2 separate regions of the Mus musculus genome follow, and region 2 is linked to region 1. The links are chromatin contacts, found by Hi-C or POLR2A ChIA-PET in ENCODE. All regions are on one chromosome and are shown on one strand. The core of a region is the stretch at or near the end of the contact, and the rest is flanking DNA. Distances in the headings are between cores, read along the strand shown.

What was found. A loop is a pair of places that touch in the nucleus more often than their neighbours do. ChIA-PET counts read pairs that join two places held with the same protein, here RNA polymerase II (POLR2A).
Region 2: a loop to region 1 is called in a map of left cerebral cortex, with 3 times the contacts of the local background. The contact joins the promoter of Fhl1 here to the promoter of Mmgt1 in region 1. A Hi-C loop is called at or near these places in 1 of 37 maps with a recorded cell type or tissue (left cerebral cortex). POLR2A ChIA-PET finds 5 or more read pairs at or near these places in 1 of 5 experiments (embryonic stem cell).

Annotation. Positions count from the first base shown.
Region 1 is chrX:56,594,803-56,600,709 of GRCm38, forward strand. It overlaps Mmgt1 (membrane magnesium transporter 1), which reads right to left and starts at 3,142. Exons shown (of 4, transcript NM_146234.4): 1 at 2,983-3,142; 2 at 588-640. The coding sequence starts at 3,061. It overlaps Gm36239 (a long non-coding RNA gene), which reads left to right and starts at 3,390. Exons shown (of 3, transcript XR_386934.2): 1 at 3,390-3,500; 2 at 4,256-4,352; 3 at 4,461-4,854.
Region 2 is chrX:56,728,200-56,734,106 of GRCm38, forward strand. It overlaps Fhl1 (four and a half LIM domains 1), which reads left to right and starts at 3,562. Exons shown (of 7, transcript NM_010211.3): 1 at 3,562-3,669.

The sequences.
Region 1 (5,907 bases), core at 1,892-4,391:
TAAAAAGGAATTTTTATAAAAATTTGAGCCAAATGACAATTTTTAAAGGCCATTTTATACTGTCAATACAGAGACACCCCCATTTCCTTCTTTAGCTTTTGTTTTTACGACAAGGGTCTTATTCTGTAGTCCAAGTTGACTTCAAACTCACACCAATCCTCATGCCTCAATCTCCAAGCGCTGGGATTATAGGTATAAGCCTCCATGTCTGATCAAAAAGGTCTAATAGAATTTTTTTAAGATTTCAAAATCTTTCGATTTTACAGTGATAAGAGCAGGTAACAGCTGGGCAAGGTAACACAGGACTTTAATCCTAGCACTCAGGAGGCAAAGAAAGAGGCAGAGGCAGAAGCAGGTAGATCTCTGTGAATTTGAGACCAGCCAAGTCTATATAGCAAGATCCAAGCCATTCAGAGCTACATACTGAGACTCTAATTCAAAAAAATTTAATAAAAAAGAAGCAGGTAACAAATGCCATATCATGCTTGAAAATTATAAAAAAAATTAAAAAGACAAAATAAAAATTGTCATAAGCAAAGTGACTGATTTTAAATGTGTACTTAATGGAATATAAACGACCAACTTACATCTATTGGTAATGATTCATCTTCCTTTTCTGTTAGTCGCATATAAGAACGATCTAGAAAGCAGAAGCACACCATTAGGAAATTATAGCCCATTTTCCTTTCTTAAAATACAAGAAAATCAATAGACCAAAGTGGTTGACTTATATACTACATAAAGTAATGATCCCAGATTCCTCAAAAACCTCTTCTAATATAGTTAGCCTTATCTTTATGAATTAGTTTATGCTTGTCAAGGCCTGTCTTATCACCTTAAGTAAGTGACAGATGGCAAATATGAAACCGAAAGAACTAAGCATAATTTTTCATTAGTATAGAAACTCTAGAAATTTTGAAACTGTTTCTTTCACTAAGTAGTCAAAGAAGTCATAACTATTTAACAATCAATAGGACTACAAACATTTTCAATGCTCAATGACCCTGCCACTGCATAGTGAAGCCAAAGTGAAAACTGGTATGGAAATGTTCCTCTTCAGTGCAGTGATGTAACTCGAGTTCCAGGACTTCAATTTCTGTCCTTGCTACTGCTTAATTCTGCTGCTGCCTTCACTTCTGCAGGCTGCAAGGGACTGAAGGCTGCGATCAGGATCTAGAAACTGGTAACCCCAAGTCATACATAGCACCAGCTTTTCTGTTTACTACAATTTACTGTACCTCATTCAAGACATCCTCAGCAACTCCAGCACTTACTTCAATTGCAGAATGTTACAATGGGAAAGTGAACAGAGTTGCACTGCCTCAGTTTCCTCTGTGGCAAATGGGAACGTGAAAGGTGAACAGGGTTTATTTCGTGTATGAACAGTGAGAGCTCTGCTATATCAAAGGTCACTATGGCAGAGATGAGCATGCTCCAGCACCATAGGATGCTATCTGCTGCCACAATTTCCCATGACACAACTAGTGTCAAAGGTAAATGGCAGTCTTTTGCCAGCACGAGCAGTGCAGAGGTCTTGCTTCAGTCCACAAGGCATTCTTAGCACTTGAAAAATATAAAAATCCAAAATCTTAATTCTACATCAAGCAGGACAATATTATTCTAGATGAAGTAGGACAATCCACTTCTAGATTAAATAGGACAATCCCTAATTCATAATGTACTCTAGACTTAAAATGACTTGTGTGAATGTATTGAGTCTGCTTAAAAAAATATGCAGGCAGAGTATATTTGAACTTACAGAGCCTGTAAGGACAGGGATAAAAGCAAAATCAATCCAATATCATATGCTGTTTGGATTAACCTTTTAATGACACACTTCTAGCTAACTTTCTTGTTTGAATGAAGTCTACTCTGGAAATTTAAGACTATCTTCAGCTAGGCATTTCTTCACTGGGAAAATGAGGCTGTTGGAGTTCAAGCAAGGGCCTTACTTGCTTTGTGACTATAGTAGAGCCAAAGCTTACTTCGAAAATAACCAGTACTCCAGTGTATCCTATTCTCCTCCAGGACAGTGCTTCACAAACTATAAATCACCCAGGGATTTATTAAAACGAATATTCTGATTCAACAGTTCTGAGGTGGAGCCTGAGTAGACACTAACAAGGTCCCAGGTGATGTCCACGATGCTGCTCTACTGACCACACTATGAGCAGCAAAGCTCTAAGGCACTTTCCCCAGGGTCCCACCAAATTACTACTCCCCATGAACATACATACACACATACATACACATACACACACACACACACACACACACACCTTTGGAACATTCACATTATCTTACTGCAATTATTTGTTGGCCCACTAGTTTTTCCACTAGTCTAAGAATTCCCTTAAAGGAATCAAGGAACCTCTAGCACCTAAAAGCAGAAGCAACTTCAATTATTGATCTGAGAAAACAAACAAAAACAAAAAACAAAAAAATACAAAAATAAAAACCCACCATACAGCACCGTTATCATTTGCCCAAGGTCACACAGATTTAACAGTTAAGCAAAATGTTAACAACCAACCTTTTAAACCAGTCCACTGCTCTTTCCCCGTGTCACAGTGCCTCCCTGAGGCAAGCGGTCACTTAACTTCTCCGTCTTTGCCTGGACAGCAGAGTGGCCGGGATGCTGTCTAGCTAGCTGTCACGATGCCACATGCATGCAAAGTTCTCAATTCCACACTTTGTCTTAGCTACCTAGGCTGCATATGGCATGTCGTGTCTGGAGTTCTGGGACAGAGTCCCGGTCTGAATTCTTTCTCAAACCTCAGCAACCTCTTCTGGCCGTCCTGCAATCTAGGTGTTCCTCAGCCATCTGATCTCAAGCCCTCCGCTGAGGACCCTGCACGGCTTTACTTAGTCACCCCGACCTAAAACGGCTCTCCTGCACTGGGTTCAACAGTCCCTTAGGGGAGCGCCCCCACAGCCCCTGGTGTCCCCCACGCGAGCGGTCCCAGTCCCTCAGTTACTTACGCTGCGCAGCTGAAAAGGCAGCGTGGGCTAGGGCAAAAAGCCCGACACCTACAAGCCCCTTCCACAGCGACGGCGCCATGATTCAGAAGGAGCGGCAGCCCAACAAAAGGAGACGAAGGGCGGCAGAGGTACTCCTCCTTTCACCGGCGGGCGTCCACGCGGCGCAGGAACATGACGTCACCAGAGCCCTGGGCGCGAAGTGCCGGCGGTGGCCAGACCCAGAGAGCCGCCGAGAGAACGCGGAAAAAGGAATGCCGGGAAGAAGGGGACAGCGACACGGAAAAAGGGCCTGAGGCCTCCTCTGCGACTGCGCAGTGCAGCTTCCCGGAGAGAGGCAGGGCTGAGTTGGGGGCGTGAAAGAACAGGCCGAGCGAGACCAATGGGGAGACGAGGTAGAGCGTCCGCAAATACGCGCCGGATTTGGAGAAGGGGCGGGACTTACGGAAAGGCCTGGGAGGAGAAGAAGGTGGGGCTGGTGGCGTTGCTAAATGGCTGTGGGCGTAGAACTCGAAAGCCTGGTACTTGGTATTTGATAATTGGTTAATTGATTTGGTTTTCCTCCCAACAGAGTCCTTTCCTTTCACTAAGTCTTTCTTATGCCTCTGGCCTCAGAAACGGTTACCGAGGCAGGTTGCAAGGGCATCAACGTGAGGAAGTAAATAAAGTGTAGAGAGTAACTTGGGGGGTATGGAGCCCTGAACTCTCGCATGTTGGGGACGCTCAGAGCATTGGTTCAACATCTTACCTTTCTGCTTTACGTTTCTATGAGCAAGATCCACACAAAAGAGAGTGTAGCACAGCGGGACTGTTTTGTCATGAAGAAAGCTAGAATGTATGAAGGGAGAATAAAGGGATGTTGGAAACAGTCTGATGAGCACACAACTGTAACCTTTCTCCATTTTTATCTTCATCTCCTAAAATGTAGGCATTCAGAAGGAGAGTTTTTCCTGGATCTCTTTTCGCTCTACTCTCAGCAAGCTCATTAGTTCATTTCCACTTCAGACCAGCTTAGTTTTTCCAGTGATTCCAAATCAACAACTTTACCTCAAATACCATAACTCCTTAGCTCCAGATCAGCATTCCTAGCTACTCACTGCTGAGTATTCATTTGCGTGTGAGTAAACCCTGTGGGCACGACATTTTTATGGCCAAAGGTAACTCACACCCTCAACTCTATATAAGTTACTTCAGTGCCCCTGGCTGAGTGGCACAGCTTTGTTGATGTCATATCACAAAATAAGTGTGAAGCCTGATTACCATTCTTTCCCATCAGTCTCCAAAGAACTGTGTCATCTGAATCAGTTGACTCACCAGTACCTGGTCAGTACTGCTGGTCCTTACCATGCCTTTGAAAGTTGAAGCATTCTCAGGTATGATCTCCTTATTCTATTCTGACTTTATATCATCTTCTAAACGATGTTATTTCTTTATTATGTTTGTTGGGTTGCTATTGTTTGCTGCCTCTCTTCCCACTCTAGGATGGGAGCTGCAAGAAGACAGCTTTCTCCCTCTCTAGAACATTGTCAAACAGCAGGCATTGCATACAAACATGTTGGATGAAGGGTGAACAACTGTTGGTGAAGAACAAAGAGTGTTTTTATCACTGAAAAGATCTTTACAGAGATTCAGTCTAGTTCTTAAAAGCCTGTGGTCTTTTGGTATGCTTAAGTTTCTTCAAATCTGAAAAACTGGATCCCATCACATTAAGTCATAGTCATCACTGTTCTCTGGACCCTCTACACACAGTGCTTGATCCATAGCAATTGCAGTAGCATATATTCCTTACAAAAGGACAAGTAACAATGAACTTCAGAATCAGAACAAGCCAACTCAACACTATTTAGTTGACAGGACGGTGCTTAAGAGGAGGAGTTAGGGGGAGGACTGAAGGGGTTTGCAACCCCATAGGAAGAACAACAGTATCAACCAACCAGACACCCCAGAACTCCCAGGGACTAAACCACCAACCAAAAAGTACACATGGAGAGACCCATTGCTCCAGCTGCATATGTAGCAGAGGATTGCCTTGTCAGGCATCAATGGGAGGAGAGGCCCTAGGTCCTGTGGAGGCTCAATGCCCCAGTGTAGGGGAATGACAGGGGGGGGTGTGGCAGGAATGGGTGGATGGGTGGGGGCACACCCTCATAGAAGCAGGCTGTAGGGATAGTGGGTTTGTGGAGGGGAAACTGGGAGGGGGGATAACATTTGAAATGTAAATAAATAAAATAACCAATAAAAATTAAAAATCACATCAAAATTTTGTTTTAGCTTAGATAATGGTCATATTTAAATGGAAATAAAACTTTTCCACTTGACCTAATAACAACTTTTCCATGTGATCTAATAACAAGTTATCTGAAGCAGAAAATGATTAATAAAATGTTAGAGGGTTTTGAGAGGGAGAAAGCGACAGACTCTCACTCTGTAGTCTCTGCAGGCCTCAGAATCATAAATGAAATTTTTGTGCTTTATCCTCCCACCCAGTGCTGGGGAACTTAGCTTGTAACACCGTGAGCAGCTAAGAGTTTTCTGGGAGTGTCTGAATTCTGGGCCACTTCTGAGAGAAAGACAGAGACAGAGACAGAAACAGAGATATTATGGAGAAATACACCTACTGAGAAGTCTGGTATTTGTATAAGCCACCAATGCATTTTCCTATGCTTTAGAGAAGTGACTTGGTCCTAGAAAAGCAGTTTTGCTTTCTCTATTCACTTAAGATATGTTTGCATCTCTGCGTCTCACTCTTAAAGATTCATTTATTTATTATATGTAAGTACACTGTAGCTGTCTTCAGACACTCCAGAAGAGGGCATCAGATTTCGTTATGGATGGTTGTGAGCCACCATGTGGTTGCTGGGATTTGAACTCGGGACCTTTGGAAGAGCAGTCGCGCTCTTAACCACTGAGCCATCTCACCAGCCCCCC
Region 2 (5,907 bases), core at 2,312-4,811, 130 kb after region 1:
CTTTTGTTGTTTTGGAGTTACAGTTTATTGGTTGGGATTGTGGGCTCGAAAGCTCCCTGTTTTATTTTTAAATCCTGACTCTACAGTTTCTTTGCCTCAGTCTATTCCTCTGTAAGGTGGGGAACATAATATCTAATATGAAACTACATCAGATGATGAATATAAACTGTGCTAATTCTTGTTACTTTCTTTCTCTCTCCCTCTTTCTCTCTCCTGCTCACAATGCAGGGCTCATGCTAACGCTGGGCTATCTTTTTAGCCCTCTCTCTAACAATACTTTTTGAAAAGAAGGCAAAGGATTGATAGTTTTGTGTATTAAATGCTCCATATTTCCATTTCTAAGAGGACTCAACGTTCTATTGAAATTGAATATCTGTAATGAGCATAGTAAGAAATGCCTTTTAGACATGTAAAATTAGCTTAGTCAGGATCCCCACAACATCCAAGGCTGCTCCTGATAACCAGAACTCAATGACATCACTCACTCAAGATAACCAGACGTACTCCTACCCCTCTCCACCCCCATGACGCCCACTGGACAGAATATAGGCAGAGACCAAGAGCAAGGCTCTACTCTGCACATCTGGAGAGACACCACCTTGATCTGTCCTGTGGCTGTAGAGTCTACCCACTATCCTGATTCTTGATTTAGAGACTTCTTTTAGTGACTGGAGCTGACCTTCAGGGGAGCACCTTTGGGGAGATAGGCTTAGGACTGTAGTTAGGAATTTAGAGTGTGAACATTGTATAATGACCTCAGCATAAGAAAATATACCTTTTCTTATACTACCTACATGTATTTAACGTCTTGCTCAAATAATATTCCTTTCCTCATGTCTATTATATTCCTCAACCAAAAAAATCCAAGCATACTCAGATCTGAGATTAGACTACCTGAATTTATCCTTTTGTGTGTGTGAGTGTGTGAGTGTGTGTCTCTGTGTGTGAATCTTCACATTAGATGATTACAAAAATGTTCTAAAACAAACTCACCCCTTGAACAACTCCTTTCCTTCTACTTATTCAGCAACACCACCACAGTTCTATATATTTTAACTGAAACAGTGTGTTTCTGTGACCTCCAAAAGTTGAATTCCAATGCAAGAAAGTGACCAGCTAGAGGGAGAACAGGGCTGGCCTTGCTTGTGCAGCTTTAGTTAGGGTGATGGGAGAGGTGGGGCACAGCTCACATCAGGTGCCCAAGACTTCCTGGGAGGTAAGACAGGAAGCAAGAAAGACAGGCAGGAATGTGTGGAACGGAGTTGGTGGGGGTTGAAGGAGGAAAGAAAGAAGGTTAAAGAAGTGAAAGGAAAGAAAGGGACAATTTCTACCAATTGGGCAATGGAAGGTTCCTTAAGAAAGGGTCTGTACTTTCCTGTCAGATTCTAAAGATACTTGTGCCCTTCCCTTTGGCTAGTTGATTGTGAAATAATCACAATGGTCCCAGGAATCTCCTGCTGGGCAACGAGAAAGGTTGAAGGAAGAACCTGCTTGCCAAGGAGAGATTTCACACAGTATTGACTACTACAATCAGGACTTCCTTGTGGGACAGACTGGAGTCTAGTGGCGCGTCAGTTTCCAGATCATACCCAACTTGGCCAACACTGCTCAGCTACACATACTTCTGGCTCTCTATTCAATCCTAATCCTCATGTTACATGGATTTGGGAGTCACTAGACCTTCATTTGTTCTTCTCAATGTGGCTCCATAGAATAAATTGTCTTCCTTTCTCCACTTTTTACTATCACTTGGGACTTGAATTGGCAGAGCAGAAACAGGTGGTGGAGCCGACCTTGTTAGGCCTGCCAGAGCCCAGGCTTTGATCTGAGAATCTCCAGTAACTGGCTCTCTGTCCAGAGCCACCCAGAGCTTTTGCACTGAGTGCTCTTGGCTGTTTCTTTCTGGTTGAGCCCAGGGCTGGTATGCAGGGGAGCTGCTTGAAGTGGTGCTAATTGTTCCAGGCCTTCCCATGATGGCCTGGGGCGGATCAGTCTCCTTTCCTAAGAAATGTGTGGGGAGACTTTTTTTGCAAATCCAGAAATACCAGACCTCAGTGAGCCTAAGGGCTCAGAAAGAGAAAAGAGGCGTAGGCTCTGGGTAGCAAGATAGAGAAAGGAATTTTGCAAGTAGCTATTGGGTCGGGTAAAAGAGGCCATCACTTGAATTTTGAAGCTGGAGGGGGGGGGACGGGGGGACGAGCTAACAGCAGTGTTTAGACCTTTTGCTTGGTTTAAATACACAGCTGCTCCGCCTCATCTGCTTCCACATAAAGGGCTGATTCTCCCCTCTCCTAGCTGGCCTTCATGTTTTTAAATCAAGACTTTGGATTCCTTTAATGAACCTCTCTCCTGACTCACTAGACATTCTAAGTACTGACTATTCTCACCTTTCAAAGTTTTCCTCGACCCTACTCCTTCCTTCTGGTCCTTTTCGGGTCCTCTTTAAAAGGAAAAAAAAAAAAGCAGGTTTCTCTAGTTCACCTGCAATTCCTTCAACCCTCTTCTAACCAAGTCCTTCTACTTCCCTCCACTGACATGGTGGGATTCTCCTGGCTTCCTTGCCTCTGCTCCTTCTGTTTGGAAAGTTATCCCTTGGTTCTTTACACCCACTGCTTTTATACCATGCAAGGCTTAGATTAAATACTACCTTCTTTCTCGCATTATTTATACACCCTTTTATCCTGCAGTTTATCCCACTGTGTTTATTTTCTCACTTGCTCATAATCTGTCTTCTTCCACCAATAAAGCCGAGTGTGTGCACAACTGTGCTGTATCTACAGCATTTGGCACAGTACTGGGCACATGCTGAGGGCTCACTGAACTGAACTAGGGAAAGAACGACGGAGTCAGTCACTATGTGAAGCTCTGCTGTGAGAGCTTTAGGAATGATGGAAAGCCCTCTGAATAAAGGCTCTTTTCGTTCTGTCCAGCTTGTTATTAAGGGGAGAGGTCGTCGGTGGGTCTTTCAGTGTGGTGGGAACCAAGAGATCTGCAATCACTGGCTGTACTGGGCTGTGCAGGTCAGCGAGGCCCCTGGAGAGGCTAGAGGCCACCTTGGCTGTCTCTCTTTGTTGCTCCCACCTCCCGGGCTCTGGCCGTGGCTGCCTGCAGTGACTCGTGACTCCCCAGCAGCCAGCGAAGGCCTGAGCCCGCGAGGGAGGGGGGCGGTGGGCGCCCCTGGCCCGCCCTCCGCGTGCCCTTCGGACGCTTGCAGGGGGTGCTCCGGGAAGCCGCGCCACCGCGGGCTCGCGGCCACCTCTCGCGCGCACTGTGCGCGCCTAGCCAGCGGCTTGGCCTCTCCCGAGGCGGGGCCCACGCAGCCGCGCCCCCTTCCCGCGCTTGCCCGACTGGGCTCCCGCGCGCGAGCGCGATCTGCCCGCACCGCAGCCCCTCGCACCACGGGCAGAGCCCAGGCGGACGCGCGCTCCGCCCTACCCCTCCCCGCCCCGAGTGGGCTGCGCCCGCCCCCGCTCCCGCCCCCGCCCCCGCCCCCGCGCGTGCTCCCTCCTCCCTCCCTCCCACCCTCTTGCGCCCCTCCCCGTGCGCCCCTCCCGCGCCCTACATCCACCGCCCGGCCGAGGGGGCTCAGTCCTGTGCTGCCGCTGTCGCCGCTGCGCTTTGGTCTCGGAGCTGGCAGCGGCCGCCGGTGCCGCCTAGACAGCTGCGCGGGTGAGCATCCCCAGACAGTAAGCCCGCTTTCCCTCCGCGAGTGTGTGTGTGTGTGTGTGTGTGTGCGCGCGCGTGTGTGTGCGTGTGTGTGTGTGTGTGTGTGTGTGTGTGTGCGTGTGCGTGTGTGTGTGTGTGTGTGTGCGCACGCCTCCGGCGTCCCCGGGGAGCCGCAGCTCGTGCTCCGTGGCCGCTACTCCGGGGCTGCGCGGACCTGCTGGGCTTGGGTACCTGCGGCCTCCGGCCTCCGCTGCCTCGCCCACGTTGGGGGCTGAGGAACCTGGGGCTCCAAGGTCCCTTAGGGTGCGTGCCTAAGCCTCCTCCCCAGGGCTTTCGCTCCCCTGGGGGCCGGGATGCAGGGGGGCGGCTTTGGGTGTTTCCTCTGCAAGGATGGAGGGTGGGAGTAAAAAGAGGGGGCTTTTGGTTTTCTCACCCAGGATGGCGGGCAGTGGGGGTTGGGCGAGGTGGGAACACCTTTGGTTTTTGTTTTTGGTTTTTTTTTTTTCTTTTTCTTTTTAAAGGATAGCTAACAGCAGTTGAGAAGAGCAGGGGATGATGATGACGATGGGGGGGGGGCTTCATTGGTTTTTACATTAAGGATGGCGCCTGTTGGGCAGGGGAGGAAGGTGAAACCTGCCTTGGTTCTTGGAGATGTTGAGGGAACTGCTGTGCTCCCTTTGGGGATGCTGGGGAGGAGGCAGTGGGAGGACTGGAGTGCAAGGAGAATGGTGATGGAGGGAGAAGGCTGGTCGTGGTTCTGCTCTCTGAGGGGGAATGGCAGTGATATGGGGGATGGGGGTGGGAGAGGGGACTGGATTTCAGCTTCAGCATGGAGGCAAGTGGAAGGTTCTAGCACTTAGGTTGAGCCTTGGTTGAGCCTTGGCAAAGTGGGTTAGGTAGACTGCTGGGTGTGACCTTTCAATTTCAGAAAGCTTAAAATTCCCACTAGATGCAGTTCTGGGCTCCTGGGAAGAGGTTTCTGCTTCTCAAGTTCCCATTGCTTAGTCTTCCACAACTGGTAGAGGTTTGAATGAGAAAGGCCAAGGGAAACAGTGAATGTGCTGTGTATTTTCTGCATTTGGGCCTTTCAAGTTTCTTGGGTTCATTCTGATTACAACGACACCTCCCCCCCCCCCCCCGCCATACACACACACACACAAACACACACACACACACAACTAGGGTAGCACATTGGGAACAGGAGACAAGAAAGTGTATGAATGTGATTTCAGATTTGGTTTTGGGATTTCCTGAAGGGCAAGAGTTCTGTCGTAGAAATGCAGCAAGAGTGGAACACATGTCTTTGCTGGAAGTCCTCTGTTCTCTTCATTTAAATGATGCCATCGGGACTATCTGAGCCTCTTTTGATTTGAATTTGGACTAGATCCAGTTTTCCTAATTGGAGCTATCATTTTGTAATTGCTTGTAATTCTCCATGTTATCAAATGTATTGCGAGTTTAGAGAATACTGGGAATATTTTTGTTATCTTGATTAAGGCCGTTTAAATATAAATATAATGTTCCTTGGAAATGAGAATGTTTACAGAGTAGCACAAGTTTAAATTATGGGCCACGTGGAATTGGATAAGGAGTTCTCATCCTTGCCCATCCCCAGGAACAGGCTACTCCCCATTCCTCACATTTGAAAAGGATTGGGGTTGGTAATTTTGTCTTTGGAAATGCGTGCCCATATTTTCTTAAGAATATGCATTAAAAAGCAATGGGCCTTAAATGTGCTAGGAATATAATGCTTCCCTGTTTCCGTTACATAAGGTTCCAATCTAGTCTACCTTCACTCTTTTAAAACATTTATTTACCATTTTTAAGGGCAAATAGAATCTTTATGCAACAGGGAATTTGTTAGATAGGCCAAGGTTTGTACAATGCACTACAGAGTAAGTGCACATTTTACTACTACCGTATAGAATCTGTAACCATATATGGCTTCTGAAATTCTAGGCTTCCATTCCATGATTTAATCTTTTTGGAGAAGGAAAACATTTTTAAAGCAAGTCTAGATTGGGGGATGAAATTTTGAATGTGCAGATTGGTAAAATACCTCTTATATGAGTTCTTTGGAGATGATTTAATATATAGTAAATTAATGGATCACCTCAATAAGATACTGACTTTGTTTATTGCAAATGTTAATACATAAGTGGGTCTACAGGATTAAGAAAAATGTATTTGCTTATGCTGTTGTATACTATTCTACATTTCTGTGGTGTGTATTCTGCCCCA